Regions from separate parts of the Homo sapiens genome. Here region 1 is linked to region 2. A link is an interaction called in ENCODE POLR2A ChIA-PET data of the cell type or tissue named here. Cell type or tissue: OCI-LY7. All regions are shown on one strand.

What was found. ChIA-PET counts read pairs that join two places held together with the same protein. Peaks named below come from ENCODE experiments on the same cell type or tissue, not always from the same donor. Only the 100,000 strongest peaks of a DNase experiment are listed, where the experiment ranks them.
Region 1: POLR2A ChIA-PET joins it to region 2 with 6 read pairs; 2 of 35 experiments call an interaction of 5 or more read pairs at or near these places.

The regions. Positions count from the first base shown.
Region 1 is chr20:2,708,673-2,712,672 of GRCh38, reverse strand. It overlaps EBF4 (EBF family member 4), which reads right to left. Exons shown (of 17, transcript NM_001395167.1): 6 at 3,031-3,099. Among named protein-coding and RNA genes, the nearest start is that of EBF4, 18 kb to the right of the region's middle. In OCI-LY7, no CTCF peak of the experiment used is centred here; no DNase peak of the experiment used is centred here.
Region 2 is chr20:2,899,460-2,903,459 of GRCh38, reverse strand. All of the region lies in intron 1 of PTPRA (protein tyrosine phosphatase receptor type A), which reads right to left. Among named protein-coding and RNA genes, the nearest start is that of PTPRA, 28 kb to the right of the region's middle. In OCI-LY7, no CTCF peak of the experiment used is centred here; a DNase peak (open chromatin) is centred at 2,059; H3K4me3 peaks cover 695 bases; H3K27ac peaks cover 2,167 bases.

The sequences.
Region 1 (4,000 bases), 190 kb after region 2:
TCCCCTCGATGATTTCATTCATTCAAATTTACATCTGCAGCCTGAACCTTTCTCTTGAGTCCCATCCTCATGTTTTCTGTGGCTTTTTCAGCTCCTCACTTGGATGTTTAGTGAGCATCATAAACATAACATGCTCAAACCAAACTCCAGATCTTTCTCCTCCAAAACCTGCTCTTCCCCAAATCACACCCTTCTCAGGAAACTCCATCCTTCTAAGTTGATAGGTCAGAAACCTTGGAGACATCTTTGAGTCTTTGACTCTCTCTCTCTCCTTCCATAACAAATCCTGTCAGTCCTGCCTATGAAATGAAATGTACACAGAATGCAGCCGCTTCTTACAACCTCCCCTATAGCATCCCTAGTCTCAGCTTCCATCATCCTTCACCTGGGCTATTGTACTGGCTTCCTAACTCATCTCCCTGCCTTGTACAGGTCATTGTCAATATGGCAGCTAGAGTGATCTTGCTAAAATATAAGGCAGGTCTTATCATTCTCAACACCCCTCAATGGCTTCCATGTCCTGCCAAAGCCCTTACAATGACCCACAAGTGTGGCCTCCATGCAGCCTATAAGACCCTGCATGGTCGTGCCTTCCTCTGCCCCATTCATTATTCCTGACATCATTTCCTCCTACTACCTTCCTTGCTCCAGCCACCTGGGCCTCCTTGTTTTCCCTTAAACACAGCAGGCACACTCTTGCCGAGAATATTCTTCCCCCAGATACATAAATACATCGCTCACTCTCTTACTTCCTTGAGGTCTTGGCTCAAATGTCATCTTTTCAGTGAGACCTTAAATACCCTAAAGCTTCAAACCTTCCTTCCTAGGCACTCCCAGATCTTCCTCAATGGCTTTATTTTTCTTAGCTGTTATCACCATCTAACATGCTATGTATTTTTTTCATTTAGTTTGTTAATGTCTATTTCCCCTACCAGATTGTAAGCCCGTGAACACAAGGCTTTTTGTCTATTTTGGTCATTGCTTAATCCACAGCATGTAGAAAAGTTCTTAGCACAGAGTAGATGCTCAAGAATTGTTGATTGAACAAATAAACAAAAATACTTAATTGGCCAGAGTGTAAGGAATAGGCATTCTCAAAATTGCTGGTTTCAATGCTGTTGGTATAACCCCTACAGAGATCGAATTGGCAGTAGCTATCAAAACTACAAATGCACATATTCTTTGTCCCAGCAATTCTACTTAGTAATAGCCTTCATATAAATTTACACGTGTGAAATGGCACATGGACAAAGTAATTCACTGCAGCATTTTTAAATCCCTGAAAAGGGATGAAAACAACCAAAATGTCCAGCAATATCTGACTATTTAAATAAATTATGGCATACCCATACAATGAAATATTTTGCAGTGGCAAAAAAGAATAAGGAGACTTCTTGTGTCCTGATGTAAACTCCCAGATCTAAATTTTTCAAGGAAAAAGAAAGGTGCTGAAAGTTCTGCTTCCTGCCACCATTTTAATTTTAATTTAATTTTATTATTATTATTATTATTATTATTATTATTTTAGACAGGGTCTCACTCTGTTGCCCAGACTGGAGTGCAGTGGCACAATCACAGCTCGCTGCAGTCTAGACCTCCTGGGCTCAGGTGATCCTCCCACCTCGGCCTCCTGAGTAGCTGGGACCACAGATGTACACCACCATGCCCAGCTAATTTTTGTGTGTGTATTTTTTGTTGAGATGGGATTTTACCCTGTTGGCCAGGCTGGTCTCAAACTCATGGGCTCAAGCAATCCCCCTGCCTCAGCCTCCCAAAGTGTTGGGATTACAGGCATGAGCCACTGCACTCAGCCACTGTCACCATTTTTATAAAAACAAAAGGAAAGGGTACAAAAAGAACATATAACTATTTTGTTGTATATGCACAGACTATCTCAGGAAGGATACAACAGAAACTGCTAATAGTGGTAGCTTATTTGGTGGGGAATGGATGGGTGGGAGACAGAGGTGGGAGACAGTTTGCTGTAAACCCTTTTAAGCTTCTTGAATTTTTGCACCTATGAATGCTTTTTCTATTAAAAGGAGAATAAGATATGGTTTATGTTCCTGTGTGGAATATCTAAAATATATTGTTACCAAAAAAAAAAAACATGTACAGTATGCTCTACATAGGGGTGGAGGGAGACTTCCTTTTCATTATTTACTGTTTTGTACCATTTGAATTTTACACCTTATTTATGCATTTCCTCTTCAAAAAGAAGTAGGCCAGGCACAGTGGCTCATGTTTGTAATCCCAGCACTTTGGAAGGTCGAGGTGGGTGGATTGCTTGAGCCCAGGAGTTCAAGACCAGCCTGAGCAATATGGCAAAACCCGGTCTCTACAAAAAATACAAAAAATTAGCCAGGTGTGGAGGCGTGTCCTTGTAGTCCCAATTACCTGGGAGGCTGAGGTGGGAGGATCACCGGAACCTCGGAGATTGAGGCTGCAGTGAGCCATGACCACACCACTGCACTTTAGCCTGGGCGACAAAACAAAACAAACACACACACACAAAATAAAGAAATAGAAATCATGGTGTGCAAATGCACTTTTACATGCATCACCTCGACAATTCTATGACTGAAACCTGCCAGCTCTTTCCCCACTTTTCCAGTGAAAGAAACGAATGTTCAGAGAAGTCAGGTCAGACAGCACAGGGGTGAACTGGGAACCTGAGCCTGGTTTTTGCTGACATGACCACGCTGGCCACTCCACCTGGACGGTTCCTGAGTGCTGGTTCCTCCCCTCCCTTCCCACCCCCCTCTCAACCTCCCTGCCCTCCCTGGCTCCTTCTCTCAGGGAGTCGGGGAAAGCAGCTCCAGAAAGTTGGCCACCTGGGGCCTCACTCAGGGGCCACGGCTGGAGGCTCCCTGGTGCCTGGCAGTTTCCCTCTCTGCTCAGAGCCACCCAACCTGGTGCCCCGGGGGGGCTGCTCCGCTCCTCCCTTGAGCCTTGGTGCTCTGTGGTTGAAAACAGCTGCCCCTCCCCCACTCTCCTCTGAGCTTCCAGGCCCCCTCCCTGAGCCTGTACCTGTCAATGATGACGGGGTCTGAGGGCGTCTCATTCCGGTTGCCACAGCTCTTCCGGTCACAGCACCGGCTGAAGGAAAGATGAGGAAGGAGGGAAGGCAGAAGCCAAGGAAGGAGGGGGCCACGACAGTGTGTGAGTTGTGGGGGGCGCCCTGAGCTGAGGGTGCTGATGTCCTGTCTCTGGGTGTGGAATCCCTGGGCTGGAGGGGCTCACTCCCAGGGCTTGGGGGAGAAAGGCTGTGGGCTCCTCCGCAGGGACCCTGAGAGCCTAGCCTGGGGATGAGGCTGGCCAGAGACCCCTGCCCCAAAGGCACCTCGTTCCTGGAGGACCCAGGAAAGGGCAGGCTGCAGGTCACCTACAGGGTTTCTCTCTATGGAAGCACAGTCTACGCAGAGACAGGAGCTCAAACGGTGAGCTCATGAATGACCACAAAGTGAATCTTTTTTTCTTTTTTTTGAGACAGAGTCTCATTCTGTCACCCAGGCTGGAGTACAGTGACGTGATGTTGGCTCACTGCAACCTCTGCCTCCTGAGTTCAGGCAATTCTTGTGCCTCAGCCTCCTAACATAGCTGGGATTACAGGTGTGCACCACCACGCCTGGCTAATTTTTGTAATTTTGGTAGAGACGGGGTTTCACCACGTTGGCCAGGCTGCTTTTGAACTCCTGGCCTCAAGTGATCCGCTCGCCTCGGCTTCCTAAAGTGCTGGGATTACAGGCGTGAGCCATTGTGCCTGGCCAATGGATGGCCACAAAGTGAATCTGCCCATGAAAGCAGCATCCACACCAAGAAGTGCTGCGTGGCCAGCAGCCCAGATGCCGGTCATGCCTCTTCCTTGTCACTCCCTTTTCCAAGGGTAGCCACAGTTCCAACCACAGATTTATTTAATTTAAATTTATTTTACTTTATTTATTTTTTTAGAGACAGGGTCTGGATCTGTCACCCAGGCTAGAATGCAGTGGTGCAATCA
Region 2 (4,000 bases):
CCACCTTAGCCTCCCAAAGCACTATGATTACAGGCATCAGCCACTACACCCAGCCAATAATTCTATTTCTTATATATAAATGGAATAGCCAACATTTGCTAAGTGTTCCCTATAAGCTAGGCACATTACACAACTTTGCTCACTTACTCCACATCACAACCCCATGAAACAGACATTATTTACAGGTTGAGTATCCCTTATCCAAAATGCTTGGAACCAGACGTGGTTTGGATTTCAGGTTTTTAAAGATGTTGGAATATTTGCATTACACTTACTTACCAATTGAGCATTCTTAACCCAAAAATCCGAAATCCAAATGCTCCATGGAATAAGCATTTCCTTTGAGCAGTCATGTAGGCATTCAAAAAGTTTCAGATTTTGGAGCATTTCAGATTTCAGATTAGGAACACTCAAACTGCACTATCTCCCATTTTGCAGATGAAGAAACTGAGGCACAGAGAGGTTAAGTAACTGGCACAAGGTTACGTACCCAAAAAGTAGCAGAGATGGGATTTGAACCCAGGCAGCCCAGCTTCAAAATCCATGAAATATTATGGAGTCATAATATTTCATATTTTCATTTCATTAGTGGGTTGGCTTTAACGGGCCAGTTGAAAAACCTTCATTGTGCTCATTATAAAACTCAGCATATCTACAATTCAACATTTTGAACGCTTAAAAACAAAAAATAAAACCCTCAAATTAGTAAAATTCTCAAATTAAAATCTAATCTTCAATATTCTAAAAAAGAAACAAACCAATTGTTCTATATTTTATAGGTCCTGTTTAAATTAGACACAAACCTTGGGTTAAATCACTCACTTAACTGAATCATTTAAATCTATTCAACAATGTTCCCAAGCCTCCTCTAGGATGACCTGGAATCACTTGGCATCAATCTTTCCAATATGTGTTATTAAAGAATCTCATGCTTTTAAAAGAAAGAATCAGACCAGTGCCGGCAGCTGCCAAGAATGAGTTTACTGCCTAGTTTCCATGACTGCATCAATCTGGGACCAGCATAAGAGAGAAGACATATCCCTGGAAACCAACTTTTTGCTCCCCTCAATTAAGAAAGGGAGTAGGGAAAAAAGAAAGAAAGCAAGCTTCAGAATAATTTGATTTGTGTTGAATGTGCCCATTGCACATGATAACCACAGGTGAAAGTTGTGCAATCAAAATTGTGGTAAAGTTATGAGGTGCTTAGTGTTTACCAAGAATATCTTATGATCTGTATAAAATATTTTGGTTTCAATCTTTAAAAAAATCACAATTGGCCAGGCGCAGTGGCTCACACCTGTAATCCCTGCACTTTGGGAGGCCGAGGGAAGTGCATCACCTGAGGTCAGGAGCTCGAGACCAGCCTGACCAACATGGTGAAACCCCATCTCTACTAAAAATATAAAAATTAGCCAGTGTGGTAATGCTCACCTGTAGTCCCAGGTTCTCGGGAGGCTGAGGCAGGAGAATCACTTGAACCTGGGAGGCAGAGGTTGCAGTGAGCTAAGACTGCGCCACTGCACTCTAGCCTGGGTGACAGAGCGAGACTCTGTATCCAAAAAAAAAAAAGAAAAAATCACAATAAAAGCTACACCAACAAGAACTTTATGAATAAAATATCTAAATGGGGACGATATTTATACTGCTAGTCAGTATCTTTACTGTTCAATTGCATGCTAACACCTGAATTCTCCACATACATCCTGTATGCTCTAGAAGTACTCTTTGTTTTAGGTATTGTATATTGTAAAATTTCAAAACGGAAGATTTTTCCAAATTAGGGAGCAGAGTCAATATACTTACAATAATACATATAACATATATAACATAAGTAACAATATAACATAAGTAACAGGTTCATTCATCTCAGCTGCATTTCTAAGGCAAGAACTTACAATAAAGTACAAATGAGTTTTAACAACATATATTAAATACAATCTCCCAGGTTTTCTTAAACCAGCAGTCGTACTACCCCTCCTTCCCTGGAGCTATAAATATACTTCCTGCCATCAATAGCAATGGCTGAAGCAACCTCTCTGTTCAAAGGAACTAAAAATACATTATTGTACATATCCTCCCTTCAGCTACCCACCCACCATTACAAGAGGAACTGACAGAGGGAAATGTAAAAGCTGTGTAAAGTTCAGCTGAGAGCAGTGCAGACTGTAATTCTCCTCAAGGGAAAAAAAAAGGCTGGGTGCGGTGGCTCATGCCTGTAATCCCAGCAATTTGGGAGGCCGAAGCAGGTGGATCACAAGGTCAGGAGTTCGAGGCCAGTCTGGCCAAGATGGTGAAACCCTGTCTCTACCAAAAATACAAAAATTAGCGAGGTGTGGTGTCGCGCGCCTGTAATCCCAGCTACTCTGGAGGCTGAGGCAGGAGAATCACTTGAACCAGGAGGCAGAGGTCACAGTGAGCCGAGATCGCGCCACTGCACTCTAGCCTGGGCAACAGAGCAAGACTCCATCTCAAAACAAAACAAAACAAAAAAAACAAAATTAGGCTAGCTCCAACTGAATGATGTCTAGGGAGGGAACAATCAACTATTTCAGGGTCAGGGTAAATTTTTAAAATTTTGGAGAAGCTATTTTTTTTTTTTTTTGAGATGGAGTTTCGCTCTTGTTGCTCAGGCTGGAGTGCAATGGCTTGATCTTGGGTCACTGCAACCTATGCCTCCTGAGTTCAAGCAATTCTCCTGCCTCAGCCTCCAAAGTAGCTGGGATTACAGGCACCTGCCACCACGCCCAGCTAATTTTTTGTATTTTTAGTAGAGATGGGGTTTCACCATGTTGGTCAGGCTGGTCTCGAACTCCTGACCTCAGGTGATCCACCCGCCCCGGCCTCCCAAAGTGCTGGGATTACAGGCATGAGCCACCACGCCCACCTGAGAAGCTTTTCTTGATCACAGGTTATATTTTGTATTTCATTAACTGCTATTTGAGGACTGGCATTATTTAATTAAACCACAGCAATGGAAATTTATGAATATCAAAACCAAGCAAACTGAGTACTACCTGTATGTAACAATGGCTCATGGAACTTGAAGGAGTGATCAGCCAGCTCATTCAGTGGGGCTGGGGGCAAGAAAATGGCCTACATAGTCAGGAGATTGTCACCAACAGGAAGGTGAGTAAAAAGGACAATGTGAGAGCCAAGCACAGTGGCACGTGCCTGTATGGTCCCAGATACTCAGGAGTCTGAGGCGAGAGGATGGCTTGAGGCAACAGTGAGCTATAATCGTGTCACTGCGCTACCGCCTGGGTGACAGGGCAAGACCCCATCTAAAGAATTAATGAATGAATGAAAAAAAAAAAGGAGGCAGATTTTTCGTTTTGTTTTGTTTTGTTTTTGAGATGGAGTCTCACTCTGTCGCCCAGGCTAGAGTGCAGTGGCGCTATCTCAGCTCACTGCAGCCCCCACCTCCTGGGTTCAAACGATTCTCCTGCCTCAGCCTCCCGAGTAGCTGAGATTACAGGCGACCACTACTACAACACCTGGCTAACTTTTGTACTTTTAGTAGAGATGGGGTTTCATCATGTTGGCCAGGCTGGTCTCGAGCAACTGACCTTAAGTGATCTACCTGCCTTGGCCTCCCAAAGTGCTGGGATTACAGGCAAGAGCCACTGTGCCTGGCCTCAGATTTTTCAATGTCAGAAAAGGGAAACACCAGAAGAAACCCTATTGTGTTGGACTAGAATTAAGAGTATTGGAATGAAACCATGGCTTTCATTATTTACAGGAAGATACAGATGTATATATGTATGTATAGACATGCATACATACCTATATAATCATTCTTGATATTCTGTAATTGATGATTTGGCATCTTGAAAGGATGGGCCAAATTAACGACCAAAGTTGTTTACATTCATACCATCTCTGTGTTTTTGAGGCTACACAAAAATCATATTACAAACCGTCCAACCACAAATCTCAACATTTGTGTTTCTCTTTCTGCTCAATAGGGGATGTCCCACCTAACAACTTTCTAGCACTTTAA